Regions from separate parts of the Homo sapiens genome. Here all the other regions are linked to region 3. A link is a contact called in ENCODE Hi-C or POLR2A ChIA-PET data. All regions are on one chromosome and are shown on one strand. The core of a region is the stretch at or near the end of the contact, and the rest is flanking DNA. Distances in the headings are between cores, read along the strand shown. Region 1 holds the start of PGM1 (phosphoglucomutase 1). Region 2 holds the start of ATG4C (autophagy related 4C cysteine peptidase). Region 3 holds the start of MIER1 (MIER1 transcriptional regulator). Region 4 holds the start of EFCAB7 (EF-hand calcium binding domain 7).

Region 1 (3,070 bases), core at 571-3,070, 3.3 Mb before region 3:
TGTATATTCTCTATCTAAACCATACAACTCTAAGGTAGGTATTTTGAAGGCTCAGTGAATCTATGCTATATTTTCATTTTGTGGAGTTAGATAACCTTGATTACATTCACCATCCAATCCTCAATTCTCTCGTCTATAAAATGGGCTTGATTATATTATTTAATTCACAAGATTACACTGCTCTGTAAACTCCTGTGCAAATATTAGAACTCATTACTAGCAGTCCAGGGTTCCGTTTTCACATAATATTTGCCACCGAAACTCATCTATAGTGACTACATCAACACACTGTATCTACATAGCATGTACTATATGAGCATGTATATCAACACTTGGTTTGTGAGAGTCTGCACTCTTATGGGTCTGTTCGCCTCCCTGCTTGATCAAGACATACCAATTAACTACCAAAAGAATATAATTCACAGGTGAATGATATGCTCTGGTTTTGGAATTGGGGAAGGGGAGCTAATATTTTTGAAGGCCTCTATGTTTCAGGCACCAGGCTAGATGATTTACTTCTAACAGCTGATTATGATTGAATTTGTTTGGACTGGGTCATTTAGAAACCACCTCAAGTAATTCTACTGTGAGCATGGGTCACAGTAGGATTCTACTGTGTATCCATGACTGAGAATTTCTGACATACAAAACCCCATTAAATCTTGCAAAAATATTCCAAAGTAGGTGATATGTTTATTTTACAGTAAGGAAATTGATGCCCACGGACATTAACTAACTTTCCCAAGAGCACACACCTTGTAAAGCCAAGTTTTTTGCCACTTTACCAAAATGACAGGTTTCTTGAACAGAGGAGACAATCACTCTCATCAAATTAAGGGAGATACTAAACCGAAAAGCAAGAAAGACTGAAGATTCCTACTTAATAATCAAATCCCCTTGGTTGACCTTGCTATCCCCCGTGAAACTTTTCCAGCCATGTCAGTCCTTGTTTGTTGATCTCCTCACTTTATTTCTATTACATGAGTAACTGGCTAATTTTGATGGTGTTCATACTTATCCTTACCATATATTTGCTCCTACATTTGTCAAGTCCTGCTTGTACATTTCCTAGTTGCCAACCTGGTGTCACAGCGGGCAAATCATGGGAAGAGCCCTGGTTTTGGAGCCAGACCACCTGAATTGGCCTCCCGCATGGACTTAGCTGTGTGGCAATGAGACAAGGCATTTTATTCTTTGAATTTCAGTTTTGTAAGCATAAAAAGGGGAAAAATAAAACCCAGAGTTTAGTAAGGTTTAGAAACGCTACACTCAGCAAGTCATAGCTAAGTCACCGTCACCAATGGTAGTCAAGTGTGTGGTGCAGCAGGAAACATTTGGAGTCGACTCCTTTACGGAACTCAAATGCCCTCACATTTAGGGAGAAATAGAAAGAATTACGACTCATGAAATCGAGCTGGGGCTGGCACTTCTGACCCTCCCAACAGGTTTCCAGAAAGCTATTTACACACGATGCATTCGCCAAACCACTGGAAATCATTCTACCCTGTACTTTTTTCCACCCTGCCTCACGTCCTTGCCCTATGACCGGGTTCCTACCCCAACCTCTGCCCCAACACTTAGAGGAGGAGTTGCGGGCCTCTTTTTACAGTGGATAGGATTCCGAAGGGGAGAGTAAATCAGTAAGGCTCCACCCATTTCACAGGAGGCCTAGAGACCGGCGCTCCCCTTTCCCCTCCCGCCGGACCTGCCAGGAGGTGGGCTGGCGCGGAGGGAGGGCCCTGTCCCCTGTCCCTTTAAGGAGGAGGGCCAAACGCCGGCCTAGAGTGCGGCGTAGCCCCCACCCGCCGTGCCCTCACCCCAGAGCAGCTGCAGCCTCAGCCGGCCGCCCCTCCGCCAGCCAAGTCCGCCGCTCTGACCCCCGGCAGCAAGTCGCCACCATGGTGAAGATCGTGACAGTTAAGACCCAGGCGTACCAGGACCAGAAGCCGGGCACGAGCGGGCTGCGGAAGCGGGTGAAGGTGTTCCAGAGCAGCGCCAACTACGCGGAGAACTTCATCCAGAGTATCATCTCCACCGTGGAGCCGGCGCAGCGGCAGGAGGCCACGCTGGTGGTGGGCGGGGACGGCCGGTTCTACATGAAGGAGGCCATCCAGCTCATCGCTCGCATCGCTGCCGCCAACGGGGTAAGGGATGCGCGGCCCCGCGCCGCTGTGCACCCTGGCGCGTGTGCGACGTGCGGCCCGCGGCGCCCTCCCTCGCTCGGGGCCGGCCGCTTCCGCGCGCTGCCGCCTCGGTTTCCACCTCCCGCTCCTCCCTCTCCTTCGCGCTCGCTCTTCTGGCCTGGAGGCCCGACGGAGGTCGCCGGGCTGGGGAAAGTGGCCACGGGACCCGGCAGACCTGCTCGCCTGACTCCCGGGGCGCCGGGAGGTGCGGGCGCGGAGCCTCCCAAGGTCACGCCCGACTCTCCGTCTCTAGCCGCTGCCTTCCCTCTCCCCGTCCCCCGCCCCTCCCGAGGCGTCTGACATTTGCCCTAACCTTGCAGCCTTGGAAGATACGATTACGGCGCAGAGTGCTGTCGCCTTAAGCAGGAAAGGTTAGACTGCCGCCGCCTCGCCCAGAGCCCCCTCGCATCCCGCCCGCTCCTCTGCTATTCTCGGCTAGGACTGGCGCTTCCCGCTGGCTCGGAGCCCGACACTGTGGGGCAAGGGTGGCGAGAGCACCCATCCCCCTGGGGCGTCAGGTTGGCAGATCTCAGCAGGCGGGTGCCAATCTTTTCTCCCCGCCCCCTAGTTTGCCTTGGTTCCGAACTCCTGCCCTTTGCGCGGCCTGCTTGCTGGGGGGCAGGCGTTTGAAACATCTAGTCTCTGCCCAGTGGTGCCCGGGATCTGTTCCACCGACGGGGCTGGAGCTGAATTTTCATTAGAATGGCAACATACCCAAAGACGCCCTTACGCAAGCAAGCAGTCGTGGCAGGCCAGGAAATTACCGCAACACCTTGGTTCCGCCCCCGGCCAAGGAAAGTTAACTGACTTGATTGGGCGGGTCCACTCGGATAGGGGAAATTAAAAAAAAAAAGTTTTTCAGTAAATCTGATATATGGAAATGTGGG
Region 2 (3,470 bases), core at 61-2,560, 4.1 Mb before region 3:
CTTGACATCATTTAGGAGTGAAGATAAAAATTTCCACTTATTTATTTATTTATTTATTTATTTTTACTTTTTTGAGACAGGGTCTTGCTCTGTCGCCCAGGCTGGAGTGCAGAGGCACAATCTTGGCTCACTGAAAACTCCGCCTCCCGAGTTCAAGCGATTCTCCCGCCTCAGCCTCCTGAGTAGTTGGGACTACAGGCGCGCGCCACCGCACCCGGCTAATTTTTTATATTTTTAGTAGAGACGGGATTTCACCATGTTGGCCAGGCTGGTCTGGAACTCCTGGGCTCAAGTGATCCGCCCGCCTCGGCCTCCCAAAATGCTGGGATTACAGGCGTCAGCCGCCGCGCCTGGCCAAAAATTTCCACGTTATAAAAAGCATCTTCGGACCGTCCTTTTTTCTTTCTTTCTTTTTCTTTTCCTTCTTTTTTTTTTTTTTTTCCCCACAAAGCCTCGCTCTGTCGCCCAGGCTGGAGTGCAGTGGCGCGATCTCTGCTCACTGCAACCTTTGCCTCCCGGGTTCAAGCAATTCTCCTGCCTCAGGCTCCCGAGTAGCTGGAATTACAGGCGCCCGCCGCCACGCCCGGCTAATTTTTTAATTTTTTAACAGAGACGGGCTTTCACCATGTTGGCCAGGTTGGTCTCGAACTCCCAACCTCAAGCGATCCACCCGCCTCGGCCTCCCAAAGTGCTGGGATTACAGACGCGAACCACCGCGCCCGACTGTCCTGTGTTTTAATGCTTGAAAATAATCTGAATATGGAAAATGAGTGCACATATCCCTTGATGTTTTATAAATAACCTACAGTCCTAATAATGGCTTGGCTTAGAGTTCCTTCACAACAGGAAAAGAAGGCATCCTGGCTTTTTTTTTTTTTTTTTTTTTAAATCAAAGTGAGGCTTGGGTTGGCTCTATCTTGGTCCTGAGTGCGAGGAAGGAGGGCCGCAATGCATGCTGGATCTTGCAGTTCCTACGCCAGAGGCAAGGGCGTGATGCTGCATGGCCTGCTGGTAGTTGAAGTCCAAGTGCTCGAGAGGAATTTATGGCAGCCGTAATGTGGTTTGTCTATCAGAGAGACAATGCTCACAGACGGATACTTTCTCTTGGTTCTGCGCTTGCTGCATTGGTGGATTAGCGGCTTGGGGTGGCGAACAGGTGGGAAAAAGGGATGGATAAAGTAAGCATAGCAGAGGCCTTTACGCCGCTGCTATCGCTACTGCCAATCGCAAGGCTTTCGTATCCCGGAAGTGGCTGATCTGTTGGATTTGACGCGGAGGCGGTTCCTCTTACTACGGTGGCCGGGGTGCTCAAAGTACCTGTAGCTGCGGCGCTGAGGTCGGAACGTCTGCGTGTGTGCGGGCTGGTTTTGTGGCGGCTGCTGCTAGAGCTGGAGCATTTGCCGGGTTGGTGGCTCCTGCACATTTTTACAGTTCTCCAGTCCTTCTCTTTCGGTGAGGGATCGGCTTGAGGCTAAAGGAGTCAAGAAGTTTGGGACTTAGCGTCTCTGGTCCCCGAATGACTGGGTTTCTTGCGGGGGTCCGCCTTCAGTGAAGACCCTGTGGCCAACCATCTGGGTTCTCTGAGGGTTTTGGCGCCTTCCTTGTCTCTCCTTTCTAGTGTCATTTGTCTTCTAACTCTTCCTCGCTTTGTCCTGGGTTGCAGAGATAAACCGTAAGCCTAACTGTGGGCAGCTGTTCCTCCTTTCCTTGTGGTTTTCTTAGATGTTGCAGGCAAGACTCTTTCCCCTGATCTATCGCATCCATTTGACCCCTCCTCATGCCAGTGCTCTGTCGGCCCTGTTTTTCCTCGTTTAAAAAATAAAAAAAGGGAAATAATAATAATAACTGGATCCCCACTGTCTCTCTGTTCTCATTCCTAGCCTCTTTCTCCCTTTTTGGTGTTTGTTACTGCTTCAAGCCATAACACACTGCCTTGCATATATTAATGCCTTTCCATCTAAATATTAACGTTCATTCACTTCATTTGGTTCCCGCTCACCGTGAACTCTCCCAACCCTACCCACATCTAAGGGCTTTTGAGGTTGGAGGTGTAGAATAAATTCTTACATATGATGACTATATTCATATATGAGAACCTTCAGCGGTCAACTCAGCATCACTGCTTATTGAGTTTATATTTCTTGTGATTTCTTTGGCTTACCTTTTCGTTTTGTATTGGTTATTTACCCACATGGGGCTCACTGCTACCCTATAGTTACAGAAGAATACCTCGTCTTACATCTTTTTATATCCGAATTACTTAGGAGTTTTCTTATGTTTTCCTGCTCGGACCATATGTCCCCGGTGGGTTTTTGGCAATGATTTTGTGTCAGTTGATGGCAGAAAGAGACAAGGGAATGATCTTCTTGCTTGCTTGTGACTTGTAATTAGATTATGAGCCATTGAGAATACCCAGAGGGAGTGGAAAGGCTTTGAAAGGTAAAGTCTATGTATTTTCTGAGTTTCAAATTGATAAAGCTTCTTCTTTGAACAGGAAGAGTTTCTATTTAGTCCAATAATCTGAGGCTATATTGAATTACCAGTTCATTCGCTATAAAATTTTTAGAACCACATGTCAAAAAGTGGCCCATCTAAAGAATTGTATAATTTAGCAAAAAGTCATTAAAAGCCATTTAATTAATGCTCTTTTTCTTTAAAATAGGATTCAAGTATTTGGAAAAATGTATTTATGGTGATTGGTTATGAAGTATTTCTAGATGTTTTGATGGTTCTGGTGAACAGCATCGTATTCTGTTCACTAATGTTTTATAAAAAGGCAGAAATTTTCTGGCTTTCTGGGGAACCACGTAACTCAAATGAGTTTGCAGCTCGTTTTCTATTCCAATTATTGCACTAAAGAGGTTCTTATACTAAGATTATCATTCTTTTTTAAGCTATCAAGTATGATCTATACATGTCAGTAAAATATAAATATTAATACTGGTACAATGTTAAATTGGGATTATTCCTAATTAATGCACAAAATGCTGAAATGGTTTCAGCCATGCTTAAGATTTGGGGCGAAATATATTTCAGAATAAATTTACTCATATAATTTTTTATTGAAAAAAATGATACGGTAGCCATTACTCAATCTTTTAATATTTTTCCTGAGATTTTATTCATTTAGTAGGAATTTAGTGACTACTTACTATTTAACTATTGTCACAAAATCACCAAAACATTTGTTTGTAAGAGTATCCTCTTGTCCTCAGCTCTGCATAGATACTTTTAAAGCATTAGCGCAGTTATTCCAACTAAGCTATTGAGTATTATTTACATTTAACAGATGAAAAAACTGAAGCTTGAAGAATTTAAGGAAATTAATTCAGTTCTTTTCGACTCTTCCCACTGTACAACAGCTGCAAGGATCTGTGCTCTATCCTGAAATATATAAAGAGCGTTAAATCAACATATGCTTACTGAGCAGCTATTCATACCAGACACTCTTCAAGGTGCTGGGGATATAG
Region 3 (3,107 bases), core at 402-2,901:
GTGTAAGTACACTAGAAGATATTTGCAAAATGCTGAAATTGGCTAACAAGGTATTTCTCAGAAGGTATCACCATCGATGCATGACTGTATTTAGTTATGGTAGTGAGGAACAGATACCAGCAAAGGATCTGGGAAAGGTGAAACCATGAACCAAGACAAGAACTAGGAAGAGTGGTTTCTCAGAACCCAAATAAAGCTTTTCAAAGATCGAGAAGCGATAAACCCGACCGACACTGCTTCATTCAAAAAGAATGAAACTGTGGATCAGCCATTGTATTTGGTTGCATGGCTATTGCTGGCTTTCATAGAAGCTGTTTTGATGGAGTGGTAGGATGGACAAAAGCGTGAGTACCATATTCAAGAGAGAATGCAAGGTTCTCTCCCAAGAACTCTCAACAAGTTCCGCTGAAGAAAGATTAGCTGAGGTGGAGGAGATTGGAGAGGGGAAGAGAAAACAAATTACTTAGGGAATTTTGGGGGAACTTAGTGGGCAGCATTACGGGCAGCGCTAAGGAACCATTTAAAGTAAGACAAGTCCACACAGCTGTGTGCTTTTCTACAGTCTTGTTCAACTGCTGCATAACAACAGAATGTTGGAAGCAGGAATTAGTTTTAAAGTAAGATGGTATTGACGAGACGACAATAAAATACCTCTACTACAGAGCACAGCAATGTTCGGCCTGGTGGCTCACAGAAGCTGAGGCTCTTGAACGTCTGGGCACAGCATGAAAGCATCAAGCTTGAGAGACTGCAGGCCTTAACAAACTAGAAGTGCTAGAACGATGGTTCTAAACCAGGTCTTTTCTCACACAGCAAGCACAGCAATAGAGATTTATTTTATCTTATTTTTTAGACAGAGTCTCGCTCTGTTGCTCAGGCTCGAGTGCAACGGCACGATCTCGGCTTACTGCAACCTCCGCCTTCCGGGTTCAAGGGATTCTCCTGCCTCAGCCTCCCAAGTAGCTGGGATTACAGGCATGTGCCACCACGTCCGGCTAACTTTTTGTATTTTTAGTACAGACGGGGTTTCACCATGTTGGCCAGCCTGGACGCTAACTTCTGACCTCAGGTGATCCACCCCACTCGGCCTCCCAAAGTGCCGGGATTACAGGTGTGAGCCACCGCGCCCAGCCCAGTAGAGATTCTTTTAAAGACTGCGGTAGGTCGATAAAGGAGACATTGTGGCCTAGGAGCTTCAAGGTCTACAGACTGAACCCAGTTAGGGTAGGGCCCCTTTCCAAATCCAGAAATGGTATCTATTAATAGAAGGGCTCCCTCCGGGTCCCAGGGGGATGGACTACGGTTTTTAGCGCCGGAACTTACAACCCGAAGTTCTGCTGCTTGTGACTGCCTGCCGGAGAGACTGGCATGGTGGCGACCAGCTGGGGAGTGGTGCACCACCCCTTTTTTTGGCCGCCTCTGAAGTCCCTGTACCCCCAAGCTCCTCCGTTAGCGGCTCGGGCCGAGGCTCCGGAATGTTTGCCGGGCGTCATGGCGACGGTGGAGCCCTGGCTCAACAAGCGGCCGCGCGGTTGGCTGGCGGCACGAGGCCGAGGAGGAGGGCGGAGGCGGAGGGGAGGGCAGAGGGTTGGTGGAGCTGGAGGAAGCTCCGGACGACGACTGGAAGAAGGAGGCGGGCGGCCCGGGCCTCAGGCCCCTCCCAGGCTCTGAGTCTCCCGGCTGCAGGCGGATGGATGGGGCTTCTTCAGGCGGTGGCGGCAGCAGCGAAGGTGGCGGCGGCAGCAGCGGCAGCGGCTGTAAGTGCAGCCTCCACAAGCCATCTCTCCCCTTCTATTCCAGTTTGGGATGAGGGGCTCCTGAGGTGTCCTCAGTCCCCTTTCTCTCCTTCCCCTCCCCCACGGCAGTGTACCGCCCGGAAGACCCTTAACTTCCGGGGAGGGGCTGCCGCAGAACGCGCCTGGCTTGCTCTCCGCCGGCTGCCAAAGGCGCATGCGCAGCTTCCTCCCTCTGGCCATCGACTGCCTCCCAGCGCCGCCTTTTTGCCTTCGCGGTGGTGGCGCCGCGCTGGGAATCCGCTGCGGAGTGAGTTCGCCTCGCCCCGTTCGCTTCGGTCCCTGATCCCAGTCGGGGTGGGGCTAAGCTGACCACCCTGCTGTGGCTCCGCCTCTTTCTCCTGTATTTCCCTCACTTGTGTCCCATCCCCGGGAGGCTCTCGCTTGCACTGCAGCCTTTATGGTGAGCAGCGCCCTGGGCCAACTTGCCCTTTTCGGATGGAGTCAGGGAGGGAGGAGAGACTCGAATAGGGTATTACTGTAAGGAAACGAGGTCCTCCTAGCGCGTGGGAGGATCCCTTGGGACAGATGCCCGCCGCTCTTTACTCTTGTTCTTTCAGCTTGTAGTGGCTAGGTCCCTGGCCTGGAGCCTATCTGTGGTCCCTGCATGCTGTGTAACCTTGAGCGAGTCACTATCCCTCTCTGGGCTTCAGTTTTCCCTATTTAAAGCTTCCTCCAACGCTAGAATTCTGCATTTCTGCAGAAGAACTTATGTAATTACAAGATTGACTTGGCTATTGAGGCCGCTTCACCAAGATGACCCGGAGTTGACTGAACCTTCTTCACTTATGGGTGGAATGAGGCGACCTATTTATTGGGTCGCTTTTATTCCTTTATCATTAGTTACAAATTGCATGACTTAAGGCTCATTAAATGTTTTTCTAAAATTGTCATGGGATCCTTGTCCTGATTCCCGACCATCTTTTTAAAAATGCGAAACAGGGTGGATGGTGAGCTTGTATCATCGTTTCTGTCTCCTTGCTACTGAGGCTCTCTTTCCTTTGATCCAGATGGTGTGGTCGCTCGATTCTCCCAGTGCCTGGCTGAGTTTCGGACGTGGTTAAGAACCAACTGGTTGAGGTTCAATGCAGACAAGACGGATGTGATGCTGGTAGGCAGGGGTACACTTGGAGATTAAGGGAGGGAAAATCCAAACTCCCTCAAGTAATATAAGATTATATTACTCTTCTTATATGTTCCAGTGTTTGAGAACTGATGGGCCAAAAATTTCCAGAATTTGGGTGAGATAAAAATAACATGTCATCAATGTAAAAACCATAATCATAGTTTGTAATATTCTGATAAAATGGGGCC
Region 4 (3,501 bases), core at 654-3,153, 3.4 Mb before region 3:
AGGACTTCAAGACCAGGCTGGGCAACACAGGGAGACACTGTCTTTACAAAATAAAAAAATTAGGCATGGTGGCATGTGGGAGCCCAGGAGGTAGAGGCTGCAGTGAGCTGTGATCACAGCACTGCACTCCAGCCTGGGCAACAGAGCCAGACTCTGCCTCAAAAAAAGAAAAAAAAAGTTCCACTTTTCATAGTTTTTTGGTTCCCCACTCCTATACACAGATACACACAGTTCAGGAGGTATTACCACTTGTTTGGCAAATACACCTCTGTTTTCACTGTATTCTTAGGGATTTTGTGTGTGTGATTGTGTGACATTATCTTTGCAGCTTTGTTTATTTGAGAACTGGATGATTTTTCTAATGCAAGAGTAGGGAAACAAGTCTCTTTGCTTAATTCTGGGGAAAGGAAAACCTCCTCAATAATCCATAACTTTTAAGGGCATCAGTAAAACATGCATTTATTGGCAGCTGTGTTGAACACCCTATTAGGTGATGGGTTTCTTTATCTGTAAAGATAATAGCAGCCCCCATCCCCTAAAGTATTTTAGGATTCAATGAAAAAACGTAGATAAATTGATTAATACAGCACCCACATTGTAATTCAAGATTCAATAAATATAGGTTATCATTTCTGTACAGCTTTCCCCTTTCATGTCAATTCCTATTTGATACAAAAATTTCCCCAGCTGTGTTACTTTGCATTTTACTTAATCCTGAAATAAACTAAGGAACAGGTTACACTAGAGGGGGTACCTAAATCAACCTGAGGACAAGGACGGCCAAGGAGAAATTACAGGTGTTTGATATCCACCCCACTCCCCCAACCTTTAATGGCTTTTTTAAGTTTCTATAGGGTAGCAACTATTTTATGCATCTCAATATAGGATGGATGAAGGATATGAAAAACAGATGAATCTTATCTAGCACAATGCCTATTCCCACTATGGTCATTCTCAATAATCAGATTATTGGTCATAGATGGGAATTTAGAGATCATGCAGTACAAACTTATTTGTGTAAGTAAAAAAAAACGAAGCTCAGGGTCGATAAGTGACTTGCCCAACAGTGAAAGAGTCTTATCTGGAATCCAGGTATCTAGACCCACTCAGTCCATGAGTTCTCCCACGGGTTTACACGAACGCGCCACATTAATGAAGGCAAGGGACTGACAAACTACGAAGGCGTGTTTTCATCTACTCTGTCCCATCCTGTGTGTCAACCTTATTTATGTTATTTCAAGTTAGACATCACCTAAATACAGCCCACAGTTTACGAAATCTGTCAAAAGCATCGTAGAAACAGAAAGCGAAGGAGGACTATCGTATGAGTACCGCTGGAGGAGACGTAGAGTTGAGGGTACCAAGCGAAGGGAATTGCCTGTGGACAGAGGAGACAAGTTCATACTCCGAAAAAATAGGAAAACGAGAAAGGCTACTGGGCCACATAATATCTTCTCTTCTTGCAGAGGGCCCCCAAAACAGCAATACCTGGGGAGGAGATACCTACGGCATTCTGAGATTCGGGAAAGCACCACTGCCGCTGAATAAAACGAACCCAGCAACTTCCGAAAACAGAAAATCCGCCAAAGGAAACGCCAAGGCATGAAAAGCGCGCGCTGGACGTTGCGTCAAGCCCACCGCGGCCGGGCGGAAACATCCTCCCCGCGACGAAGGATCCGGGTGTGCGCGAGCAAAGGAGCGAGCGGGGAGTTCTAGGCCCAGGACAGCACCTATTTCCTGCTGGTGTAACAGAGCACCTTCTCTCACTACTCTGGCCATACCACCCCCGCGATAGAGGAGCAACACAGCTGTCTCTGTGCGCTCCGGATCAGCGCTTCCTAGATTTCTAGCCGGATCGTTTGGAGAAGGGCTCTGCATCTTATTTCCGGTGGCGGTGAGGTGCAGTTGCCATGGTGATTAGAGAAAGGCCGAGATCTGTCCAGCTGCGGTGAGAGGAACGCTGAATCGCCGAAGAGAATTGGCTGCGCTTCCTTGTTTGTGAGCTAGAATTAGGTAGCAAACAGCTCGCTGTCTCTGTCTCTTCGCTCCCTCTGTCCCTCTCTGTGCAGCTGCTTCTCCTTCCTCTGCTTTGTCTACTTCTCTGTCATAAACATTTGGTCCATGTATGTACCTAAAATGTACATGTAAATGCGGTTTTATTTCCAGAGGAATACAAAAATAGAGAGATGGTGCCCGAGATTACCTGTGACGGTATTTCACTGTGTAGGGACGGTGACTGGACGGCTTTCTGTTTTCACTTGGCCCTGTAGAAGCCTTAGGCGCTTGTTAACAGTTTATTTTTCTTGCTATTGTGTGGCTGGTTATTTATGGAGCCGTTTGCTGCAATGTACTCTCTAGGCCCCTGTCTCAGTCTCGGGCCGGAGTTTTAAGTAAGGGAGGTTTCCAAGCCTGCGGGGGGTGCAATTATATGTTTATTTAAGCTTTAGTTTGGTTTCTCGTCACAGAAAGGAAAAGAATAAAATTCTGGCACATTTCTGCCTTGGGATTTCCATGTGAGGGAGTTGCCTTGTTTGGAAAGAATATTTGAGGACGATCCTAAAATATACTTATATTTTAAAATTGCTTATTGCAAAGTGAAATTCATTCTCCCTTACTTCTTGAAACAGTTTTCTTTCACATTTGTGAGGAGATGCATGCACACATATGTGTTTAGAACTCTGATGCTTAATTATAGTATTACCAATTTGCAGTAACCAGACTGTGACACCACATCCCTGTGGGGTCCTTCTAAATCTGGTGTAATATGAAAGTGTCAGGCAGGCGGCCTGCGTATTATAAATAGGGTACTTCATCCATGATAAGCAATTATTATCTTTCTTTCCCAAGTGTAAATGATCTATATAATTCGAAAAGGTGCAAGTGATTTAGGCCTCCTGAGTAGGAATGCAATGAGTCCTGAAGGGGACCCTACCTGTGTTATCTTATTATTGAACTTGAAATATTCAATTTATTAGGTTGGAGATCTATTTTTAGAAGTCAAAGCTGGGTAGAGTAATATTGGAAGCTGTTAGACCACCAGTAGAATCTAATACCCCATAGTAACCATTGTTCAGTACTATATCCACATTAACAAAGAAGAAACTGTTCGTGAAATTTACGGCTTTTTGCCACTTACTGCTAGCTGGGTGACATTGCTACCCCTCAATTTCCTCATCTGTAAAACGGACAAAAAAATACCTGACCGCTGTAATAGGGATAAGACAAGATGTATGACAGTTCTTTAAGCTCTTATGTACAGAGGTGCTATACAAACCCCAAATATTGTTATTAATAAAGGAACACAGTAAAACTATGATAATGCTATAAATAAGACTTTTAAAATATAGCTATTTGAAATGTGGGGCTGCATTATTGAGATGTTAATGAAATGATCTTGTTGATCCTGCTGTGGAAGATGGGTGTCAACTACCACTCATATCCCGATTCTCATTATTCTGGAGTTTCTCATTATCTGCAGTTTATTTAGCACTTACTACGTGT

Evidence for each region. A loop is a pair of places that touch in the nucleus more often than their neighbours do. ChIA-PET counts read pairs that join two places held with the same protein, here RNA polymerase II (POLR2A). Pooled maps may share reads with other maps.
Region 1: a map of CD8-positive, alpha-beta T cell shows a loop between it and region 3 (7-fold over the local background). The contact joins the promoter of PGM1 here to the promoter of MIER1 in region 3. A Hi-C loop is called at or near these places in 2 of 168 maps with a recorded cell type or tissue (CD8-positive, alpha-beta T cell and naive thymus-derived CD4-positive, alpha-beta T cell), 1 of 37 single-sample maps with no recorded cell type and 9 of 50 pooled maps.
Region 2: a pooled map shows a loop between it and region 3 (8-fold over the local background). The contact joins the promoter of ATG4C here to the promoter of MIER1 in region 3. A Hi-C loop is called at or near these places in 3 of 168 maps with a recorded cell type or tissue (B cell, CD8-positive, alpha-beta T cell and naive thymus-derived CD4-positive, alpha-beta T cell), 1 of 37 single-sample maps with no recorded cell type and 12 of 50 pooled maps. POLR2A ChIA-PET finds 5 or more read pairs at or near these places in 1 of 52 experiments (BJ).
Region 4: a map of CD4-positive, alpha-beta T cell shows a loop between it and region 3 (6-fold over the local background). The contact joins the promoter of EFCAB7 here to the promoter of MIER1 in region 3. A Hi-C loop is called at or near these places in 1 of 168 maps with a recorded cell type or tissue (CD4-positive, alpha-beta T cell), 1 of 37 single-sample maps with no recorded cell type and 9 of 50 pooled maps.

Annotation. Positions count from the first base shown.
Region 1 is chr1:63,591,591-63,594,660 of GRCh38, forward strand. PGM1 (phosphoglucomutase 1) reads left to right here and starts at 1,821. Exons shown (of 11, transcript NM_002633.3): 1 at 1,821-2,144. The coding sequence starts at 1,899. RefSeq lists enhancers at 1,808-2,097, 2,798-2,857 and a silencer at 2,138-2,437.
Region 2 is chr1:62,782,822-62,786,291 of GRCh38, forward strand. It overlaps ATG4C (autophagy related 4C cysteine peptidase), which reads left to right and starts at 1,311. Exons shown (of 11, transcript NM_032852.4): 1 at 1,311-1,452. RefSeq lists enhancers at 1,012-1,061, 1,162-1,221, 1,342-1,521 and a silencer at 1,497-1,791.
Region 3 is chr1:66,923,339-66,926,445 of GRCh38, forward strand. MIER1 (MIER1 transcriptional regulator) reads left to right here and starts at 1,652. Exons shown (of 14, transcript NM_001077700.3): 1 at 1,652-1,757; 2 at 2,804-2,904. The coding sequence starts at 1,691. DNAI4 (dynein axonemal intermediate chain 4) reads right to left here and starts at 1,518. Exons shown (of 17, transcript NM_024763.5): 1 at 1,324-1,518. The coding sequence starts at 1,493. RefSeq lists enhancers at 1,221-1,380, 1,671-1,950 and a silencer at 1,521-1,640.
Region 4 is chr1:63,521,622-63,525,122 of GRCh38, forward strand. EFCAB7 (EF-hand calcium binding domain 7) reads left to right here and starts at 1,904. Exons shown (of 14, transcript NM_032437.4): 1 at 1,904-2,013. It overlaps ITGB3BP (integrin subunit beta 3 binding protein), which reads right to left and starts at 1,604. Exons shown (of 9, transcript NM_014288.5): 1 at 1,508-1,604. The coding sequence starts at 1,512. RefSeq lists enhancers at 1,003-1,626, 1,788-1,867.